Linked DNA regions of Homo sapiens: region 2 is linked to region 1. A link is a contact called in ENCODE Hi-C data. All regions are on one chromosome and are shown on one strand. Each heading gives the region's core, a stretch centred on a gene start or an enhancer-like site at or near the end of the contact. The rest is flanking DNA. Distances are from core to core; before and after follow the strand shown.

Evidence for each region. A loop is a pair of places that touch in the nucleus more often than their neighbours do. Pooled maps may share reads with other maps.
Region 2: a map of CD4-positive, alpha-beta memory T cell shows a loop between it and region 1 (16-fold over the local background). The contact joins the promoter of KAT6B here to the promoter of SIRT1 in region 1. A Hi-C loop is called at or near these places in 2 of 168 maps with a recorded cell type or tissue (CD4-positive, alpha-beta memory T cell and naive thymus-derived CD4-positive, alpha-beta T cell) and 4 of 50 pooled maps.

What each region holds. Positions count from the first base shown.
Region 1 is chr10:67,881,629-67,886,186 of GRCh38, forward strand. SIRT1 (sirtuin 1) reads left to right here and starts at 3,028. Exons shown (of 9, transcript NM_012238.5): 1 at 3,028-3,523. The coding sequence starts at 3,094. RefSeq lists promoters at 708-3,093, 2,064-3,095, 2,883-3,094, 2,921-3,096, enhancers at 2,544-2,603, 2,624-2,783 and silencers at 2,864-3,403, 2,904-3,088, 3,523-3,817, 3,614-3,733.
Region 2 is chr10:74,823,899-74,828,445 of GRCh38, forward strand. It overlaps KAT6B (lysine acetyltransferase 6B), which reads left to right and starts at 2,702. Exons shown (of 18, transcript NM_012330.4): 1 at 2,702-2,887. RefSeq lists silencers at 828-877, 1,388-1,557, 1,668-1,767, 1,878-2,077, 2,768-3,167 and enhancers at 1,009-1,780, 1,781-2,552.

The sequences.
Region 1 (4,558 bases), core at 1,778-4,277:
TCGCCCAGGCCAGAGTGCAGTGGCGCGATCCCGGCTCACTGCAAGCTCCGCCTCCTGGGTTCACGCCATTCTCCTGCCTCAACCTCCCGAGTAGCTGGGACTACAGGCGCCCGCCACCACACCCGGCTAATTTTTTGTATTTTTAGTAGACACGGGGTTTCACCGTGTTAGCCAGGATGGTCTTGATCTCCTGACCTCGTGATCCACCCGCCTCGACCTCCCAAAGTGCTGGGATTACAGGCGTCAGCCACCGTGCTTGGCAGGCCAATTTATTAACTTAGGAGAATAGAACTACTAAGTCAGCCAGAATATTAATGTTCTTTTTTTTTTTTTTTTTTTTTTGAGACAGAGTTTCACTCTTGTTGCCCAGGCTGGAGTGCAATGGCACTGTCTCAGGTCACTGCAACCTCCACCTCCTGAGTTCAAGCGATTCTCCCGTCTCAGCCTCCCGAGTAGCTGGGATTACAGGCGCATGCCACCACTCTGGGCTAATTTTTGTATTTTTAGTGGAGACGGGGTTACATCATACTGGTCAGGCTGGTCTCGAACTCCTGACATCAGGTGATCCGCCCGCCTTGGCCTCCCAAAGTGCTGGGATTTATAGGCGTGAGCCACAGCGCCTAGCCTTAATGTTAGTTCTTAACCAGTGGTAGACCAGAAGTCTAATTGGGATTTTTTGTTTTTGTGTTTGTTGTAATACAATTTCTGTTTCTCATTTATCCTACCTGAAAAGCATACTGCATCTCTGACCTCTCAGCATACTAACAATAATATTGATCACATAGCATTTCTTGTAGTTCATAAACTTCACGTGTCAATAATATACTATAAATATAAATGAATTAATGAACAACAGGATGCTCATAAGCTTACAGACATCTTTTTCTCAAAAAAGCTGGGAATTTTGTTTCTGTTTTATTGGGATACTGACTCTCAACATTTCATATATTGCATTCCACCAACGTAGCTGAGAGTCAATTTATGAAATATTTTGTAGTGTAAGACAGAAAGTGGGGAGGACCAAGTATGTCAACCACTAGGAGTGTGGTGCCTAGTCAGGAATTGGGAGGAGTGTAGCAAGAAAGGAAGGACAACAGGATTTGGTCATTGATTGGTCAGATGGATTTCAGAGGGATTGGTATGAAGGAACGCTTCAAAGATTTTTTTTTTAATTTAAGTTCCAGGATACAGGTGCAGAATGTGTAGGTTTGTTACATACTTATAGGTGAGCCATGGTGGTTTGCTGCACCAATCAACCCCTCATCTAGGTTTTATTTATATTTTTTTTTGAGACGGAGTTTCGCTCTTGCTGCCCAGGCTGGTGTGCAATGGTGCGATCTCGGCTCACCGCAACCTCTGCCTGCTGGGTTCAAGCGATTCTCCTGCCTCAGCCTTCTGAGTAGCTGGGATTACAGGCATGTGCCACCACGCCCGGCTAATTTTGTATTTTTAGTAGAGACGGGGTTTCTCCATGTTGGTCAGGCTGGTCTCGAACTTCCGACTTCAGGTGATCTGTCCGCCTCGGCCTCCCAAAGTGCTGGGATTACAGGCAGCAGCCACCGCGCCCAGCCAGGTTTTAAGTCCCGCATGCATTAGCTATTTGTCCTAATGCTCTCCCTCCCCTTGACCCCCACGCAACCAAAGATGGTTTTAAGGCTTCTAGGACTGGAGATGATTACTTTCAGAAATGAATAGTGGTGACCAGATGAAATAAGACTTTTGGATGTAGATAGGACCTTAGCGATATATTTCCAGCTTTTTATTTTTTATTTTAAGGATGAAGAAACAGCTTTAAGTTGGTTGCCTAAAGTCACGCAGGTAATTGATGCAGTATGGCCAGAACCCATACTAGGCTTAAGGGACAGTGTACCATAAACTCGTAGAGGTCCTTTAAACAGATAGAAACGCTGTGCTCCAGGCAGATGCCATAACAAACACTGGCTCTAGATCTACCATGGGTTATATGGGTCCTTAGTTAAGATTAGATATGGAGTCACAGTGTGCCAGAATTTCAGGGAGAGAGGAAAGTGGAAGGGCTTTCCACTAAGCCTTTTGAACTACTAGGTACCCCTCGTTTTACATCTGGTTATCTCATTTAAATCTATGACGTTTTAAAATACTTATTACCATTTAAGACATGAGAAAAATTAAGTTTAGAAACGGCTAGATAGCTCACGCTAGAAAGGAAGGACTCCAAATTTTAACCAAGGGCAGATGTGCATGGAGGCCAAGTCATTTCCTTCCCATGCTCTCATACTGACCCAACAAACCCATTCTGCACGTGAGAAAACTGAGGCCCGGAGGAGGGAATTCACACACGTTTGAAGCCAAGCTGGGGCCAGAAAGTAGATCGGCTGATCTCCAAACCTCCACGTCAAAGGTCTTCCCAGGAGGACATATGCCTTCAAGGATTTTACAATGTATACCACCCTACAAGTGATGGGAGAGAGGGGAAAAAAGCAACCGACTAAGGAGAAAAGCAAGGAGCAGAAAAAGGAGCAAAAGAGGAGCTGTCAGAACGGTGTGAGGAGAGTGGGAAAGGAGCCGCCTCCTTTTGCCTCTCTTCCTACTTATTAACAAAACAGAACGACTATCCAACGTATTTCAGGGAGCTAAGTCTTAGCCAGCTTCAGCTGTGTTTTAACCCTTAGCTAAATATAGACAAGGCTAAGGCAGGCCAGGTGTACACTTCAGGAAGACGTGGAAATTCCCAGGGCGGACCAAAACTTGAGCTGTTCCGGCGGTAGTGATTTGAGGTCAGTTTGAAAGAGAAGTTGAGAAAGCGGCCGAGGGGCGAATTTGGCTGCACTACACGCTCGCCACAAAGAGGAAGGGCCGCCGGCCGCCGGGGCCGAGTGCGCTTCCAGCCCAGGCGGAGCGGTAGACGCAACAGCCTCCGCCCGCCACGTGACCCGTAGTGTTGTGGTCTGGCCCGCGTGGGTGGCGGGAGCGCCGAGAGGGCGGGGGCGGCGATGGGGCGGGTCACGTGATGGGGTTTAAATCTCCCGCAGCCGGAGCCGCGGGGGCGCCAGTGCCGCGCGTCGAGCGGGAGCAGAGGAGGCGAGGGAGGAGGGCCAGAGAGGCAGTTGGAAGATGGCGGACGAGGCGGCCCTCGCCCTTCAGCCCGGCGGCTCCCCCTCGGCGGCGGGGGCCGACAGGGAGGCCGCGTCGTCCCCCGCCGGGGAGCCGCTCCGCAAGAGGCCGCGGAGAGATGGTCCCGGCCTCGAGCGGAGCCCGGGCGAGCCCGGTGGGGCGGCCCCAGAGCGTGAGGTGCCGGCGGCGGCCAGGGGCTGCCCGGGTGCGGCGGCGGCGGCGCTGTGGCGGGAGGCGGAGGCAGAGGCGGCGGCGGCAGGCGGGGAGCAAGAGGCCCAGGCGACTGCGGCGGCTGGGGAAGGAGACAATGGGCCGGGCCTGCAGGGCCCATCTCGGGAGCCACCGCTGGCCGACAACTTGTACGACGAAGACGACGACGACGAGGGCGAGGAGGAGGAAGAGGCGGCGGCGGCGGCGATTGGGTACCGAGGTGCGCAGGGTGCGGGCGGCCGGAACTGCGCATCTCCTCCTCCCTCTCCCCGGGCTCCTACTGGCCTGAGGTTGAGGGCGGCTGGGGGCTCGGGGCAGGCTCCGCGGCGTTCCCCTCCCCACCCCGGCCCTCCGTTCAGCCGCGCTCCTCCGGGGCTGCGGTTCCTACTGCGCGAGCTGCCAGTGGATTCGCTCTTTTCCTCCGTCCGTGGCCCGCCTGGGCGGCCTTGTTCTTTCCGCAGCAGCCAGGTCGGGAGACTCTCGCAGTCGCTTTAAAATAAGTTTCTCTCCCCCTCTTACTCTTTTAGCATATTGCTTTTGTTAGAGCTTTTTTTTTCTTTTTCTTTATTTTTTATTTTCATTGCTTTTCTCCTCTACCCCCCAGCACACTTAAGTCTGCAACTTTTTGGCTGTCCCGTTGGTCTGCGTTTTCAATTGCTTTTTGCAAACTTGACACCTGTGCAGTTTGCTTTTTTTGGTCTATATTTTTATGACTGAAATTACAATTTTTGAAAGAGGAAAGCTGTTTCTATAGTCACAGCTTGCAAAATTTAAAGAACGTGGCTGTTCCTGAAGACATTACCATTCTGTAATGCAGTTAGGAGTGGGTATGGGAGAGAGAGTACTTTTAGAGCTGTTCATATTACTTTTATTCTAATCTTGCTCTTGTGCGGTAATGGTGTTTGGGCTAAACATGCTTTTTTTGTATGTATGTAGTATTGAGACACAAACTTAACACTTCTAGCATAATGAAGCAGATATGTTGCAGTTGTCATGTTCTTGAAGGTTTCTTTTTTTTTTTTTTTTTTTTTTTGAGACGGAGTCTCGCTCTGTCGCTAGGCTGGAGTGCAGTGGCGCGATCTCGGCTCAGTGCAACCTCCGCCTCCCGCGTTCAACCGATTCTCCTTCAGCCTGCCGAGTAGCTGGGACTACAGACACCCGCCACCACGCCCAGCTAATTTTTGTGTTTTTAGCAGAGACGGGGTTTCACCATGTTGGCCAGGATGGTCTTGATTTCTTGACTTCGTGATCCGTC
Region 2 (4,547 bases), core at 1,452-3,951, 6.9 Mb after region 1:
TCTGTGTTTTGTTTCCCTGGGCTGAGCCTGTGAATGCCAAGATTTAATCTAAAGAGGTTTGTGTTTTAAAAAACTAACAACCAAGTAATAAAACACCTATAAAAACTGTTTATAATGGAACCGGTGACAGTTTGTAGTGTAGTATTACAATTCTTCTGCTCCCCCTCGACCTTTCTCTATCCTTTCATCCAACTCTGTGCCCTTTGTCTAAGTTCCTTTCTCACCTTGCTGCCAAGAAGCTCAGGAGGAGAGGGAGCTCACACCCCAAAGCAGCAGACCATCTTTAAAAAATGAAGTGTGTGTTGTGGTCTGCATTTGAAGACAGGGCTGCGTGTGCTGCTTGTTTTGTCTGAGATAAGGACGAAGATAAGTTGTCCTAACAAAGTACCTACCTAGTTGTACAGTGGTTTCTAATGGGAAGGTGAAGATGCCGCTGCAGTGTCAGTGGCATGAGGCTGCAGGAGTCAACCAGGGCAGGAAGCCTGGGGCCTCCCCTCCCTGGCACCCGGCATAGCCATGCCCAGGCCCAAGATGGCCCTGACTCCAGGGACAGACTTCAGGCAACAGGTGGTTTTCCACCCAGGCCACCATGCCTGAAACTTGGTTCTTTTGCAAAGCCATAGTTCTCCTCCCCCTCTCAAAGAAATGGCGCCTGGGAGGGAAACTTCGTGCTCAAACTCTCTAGGAGCCATTTCTCAGCCCACCTTTCCTATTTTCTGAAGTCTCCCTTGCCAGCATCCCATTCACCTCCGGAAAGAACCAGGGGCGCTCTCTTCAGAGTCCAGAGAGCTCTGGGAGGCATGTGGGCAGCGTCAGAGTGGCCTCGCCTGGGCGGCCAGAGGAGCCCCCAGTCTCCCTCAAGTGGGCCTCAGGAACTCGGGGGGCCCAGGGGAAGCCTGGAAAACCGAACTTCGCCATCAGCCTTCCTTACAGCGCTGGCTAAAAGAGAGGGGGGGAAGGGCCCCCCAGCGGTCTTCCCCGCCCCCCTCCCGCCTCAGCCCCTCTGCCATCCGCCTGCACCGCCCAAGAAAGCACCCAGAACGCGGCTGAGCTCGCCAGCTCCTCGCAGGCAGGGAGAGAGCATCCTGGGGGGCAGCTTCCCCCTCCAGCCCGCGTCTGACATCCCCACTCCCACACAAGGATGCCGCCGCCGTGCCCTGTCCGCAGTCGCTGAATGTCACTGCTCCCTCTTCCTCCCGATCAGGGTAGACACAGCTCCCGAGGCGTCCCCCACCCCAAAACTGCCGCGATCGCCCGAAGGCGCAAAGCCTGGGCGAAGGACGAAGTTTGGGGCCCACAGCGACGGGAGTGGGGACGCGTTGGCGAGGACCGCACCTCAGTCCCAGCCCTGGCGGGCACACTCCCCGCCCCAAACGGCCCAGGCGTCCCCATCCTCCCGCGGACACCAGCGTCTCCGCCCTCCCCCGAGGGCGGCGAGAGGAGCCCCCCGGGGCGGAGGCAGGTACCCCCGGGGCGGAGACTGGGGCGGGCGGGGTCCGGGCTGCGCCCCCGGCCAGGCCGGGCGGGCTGGCGGGCGGCGCGGGGGGAGCGGGGCTGGGCGGCGCTGCCTCGGGCTCTGTGCGCTGCAGCCCGGAGCCGAGGAGGAGGAGGCGGAGGAGGAGAAGGAGGCGGCGGCGGTGGGTCCCGGGCGGGGGGAGCGCGGCGCTGCGGACCCGGGCGGCTGGCAAAGGACGAGGCGGAGGCTGAGGAAGGCAGCGGGGAGACCCAGGCTGCAGCAACAAAGGGCAGCGAGCGATTGGCCGGGCTGCAGGCGAGGTTAGCCGGGGACCCGGGTGGCCGGAGGCAGCGGCGAGCGGTGCACGTGCTTGCAGACACGGGCGAGTGTGGAGCCGGGGGGTGCACGCCCGGTGGGTAGGGGCTTGCTCCCCCGAGGCATGGGATGGCGAGGAGGCTGCAGCGACATCGTTCTGCCTGCACCCGGCCTGGGGCTGGCAGGGTAGGGGTGTGTTGGGGGGGGAAGGATGCGAGCCAGGGGGCGGGCGAGTAGTCGCCCGGGACGGGACGGGACGGGAGAGAGGGTGGAGGAGGGGGCGGGATGGAACGCTCCGGGCGGCGCGCCCGTCCGCACACTCCACCGAAGGAGCTGGCGACTGAGAACCTCGAATTTTAACTTCGCGTGCCCGCCCGCGCGCGCCCGCCCGCGCCCACCCCTAAATCCTGCGGCCGCCGCCAGCGATCAGCTCTCACACAAACTTTAGCTGCGGGCTAGGGGGTTTGGGGTTGAGTGGGGGAGGGGAGAGGGAAAAGGCCTCCTGATTGGCGTCGTCTGCAGCCAATAAGGCTACGCTCCTCTGCTGCGAGTAGACCCAATCCTTTCCTAGAGGTGGAGGGGGCGGGTAGGTGGAAGTAGAGGTGGCGCGGTATCTAGGAGAGAGAAAAAGGGCTGGACCAATAGGTGCCCGGAAGAGGCGGACCCAGCGGTCTGTTGATTGGTATTGGCAGTGGACCCTCCCCCGGGGTGGTGCCGGAGGGGGGGATGATGGGTCGAGGGGTGTGTTTATGTGGAAGCGAGATGACCGGCAGGAACCTGCCCCAATGGGCTGCAGAGTGGTTAGTGAGTGGGTGACAGACAGACCCGTAGGCCAACGGGTGGCCTTAAGTGTCTTTGGTCTCCTCCAATGGAGCAGCGGCGGGGCGGGACCGCGACTCGGGTTTAATGAGACTCCATTGGGCTGTAATCAGTGTCATGTCGGATTCATGTCAACGACAACAACAGGGGGACACAAAATGGCGGCGGCTTAGCTCCTACCCCTGGCGGCGGCGGCAGCGGTGGCGGAGGCGACGGCACCTCCTCCAGGCGGCAGCCGCAGTTTCTCAGGCAGCGGCAGCGCCCCCGGCAGGCGCGGTGGCGGTGGCGCGCAGCCAGGTCTGTCACCCACCCCGCGCGTTCCCAGGGGGAGGAGACTGGGCGGGAGGGGGGAACAGACGGGGGGGGATTCAGGGGCTTGCGACGCCCCTCCCACAGGCCTCTGCGCGAGGGTCACCGCGGGGCCGCTCGGGGTCAGGCTGCCCCTGAGCGTGACGGTAGGGGGCGGGGGAAAGGGGAGGAGGGACAGGCCCCGCCCCTCGGCAGGGCTCTAGGGCAAGGGGGCGGGGCTCGAGGGCGGAGGGGGGCGGGGCGGGATCGGGTGGGGGCGGGGTTCGGGGAGTCGGAAGGCGGGGGCTGAGAGGGAATTTCTGAGTGGGAGTGAACTGGTAGGAGCGGTGGGGGGCCGGCGAGGGTGTGAGGAAGACTAGTGAGGGTTGGGTGGGAGGAGAAGCTGAAGGTGTAGAAGCAGGTGCAGAGGGAGAGTTAGGGAGGGATGCAATTTGAGAGAAGTGGAAGGCGGACCGAGGGGTGTGTGAGGGCAGGTGAGATGATACCGAAGGCGAGATTGCAGTTGTCTGGGCGCAGAGTAGGTGGGTTTGGGTGTGGTGGATGTGGAGTAGAGTTGAAGCGGTGCAGAGTGTTGGGTTTGGGGAGGCGTTGAGGGGTTTGGGGAGGCATTGAGGCGCATGTGAGGAGCAGGTACGATTGCAGTGATGGGAAAGAGGTATCTGGGTGGATCGCATGTTGGAATAAGAAGGAGGTTTGCTAGCTTTGGGGTATGAAGTATTTTTTAAAAACGTGGAAGGATGGGATGGTTGTGCTTGGGAGAGTTTCTGAAAGATGATGCTAAGACAGCAGAGCAAACTTAAATATGAAGGAAGGGGAGAGAGGCTGCTTAGAACTTGCAAAATCTGTGGCAGAAAATCTCCTGGGGACAAGGGATTGGTAGGGGTGGGACAAGGCGGCAGGTGTGAAGAAAGTGGGTGGAGCTGTACAGTAATTTTCGGTGAATGTGATTTGGTGGACTGTGCCAGGGGTGAGGATGGGGCAGAGAAAGGTGTTAGTTTGGGAGACAAGTTGTTTGATAGGCTGTATTTATTATTTTTTATAAAAATGAGAAAAGGGTCTCACTATGTTGCCCAGGCTGGTCTCGAACTCCTGGCCTCAAGTGATCTGCCCACCTCTGCCTGACTGATGGGATTACAGACGTGAGCTATGGCGACCCGTGATACGCTGGATTCATTATGTTAAACTTGATCTGGAGTCTTCAAGGGAGTGTCCGGCAGCAGGGTATCCCAGGAAGAGACATGCACCATACCTTGGGATAGGACATTTTGCATAGCTTTGAATTTGCTAGTACTTTGCTGTGGGCAGAGTGCAGGGAGTGGTAGGAGATGACCAGGCAAAGGCAGAGGAGGGGTTAGATTACAAATGGTGTCCTATGCCCCATGAAGGAGTTTAAGCCCTGTAATTGGTAGAAGGTGTTGGGACGTGTTAAAGAGAGTGTTAGACAGAAGTTGTGAAGGGGTAGTGATAAAGAATTACAGATGTGGGAAATAGGAAATGAAGACCAACGAACCAAGTATGTTTGGGGTTGGAGGTACCAAGGAAATTCAGGGTAGAGCATATGAGGGCCCCTCCTATATGGACAGAAGGTGGAAATAGCAAATGGAAATTAGTTGTGTTCGAACAGTCTTAGTTCTATGGGGCCCCAAGA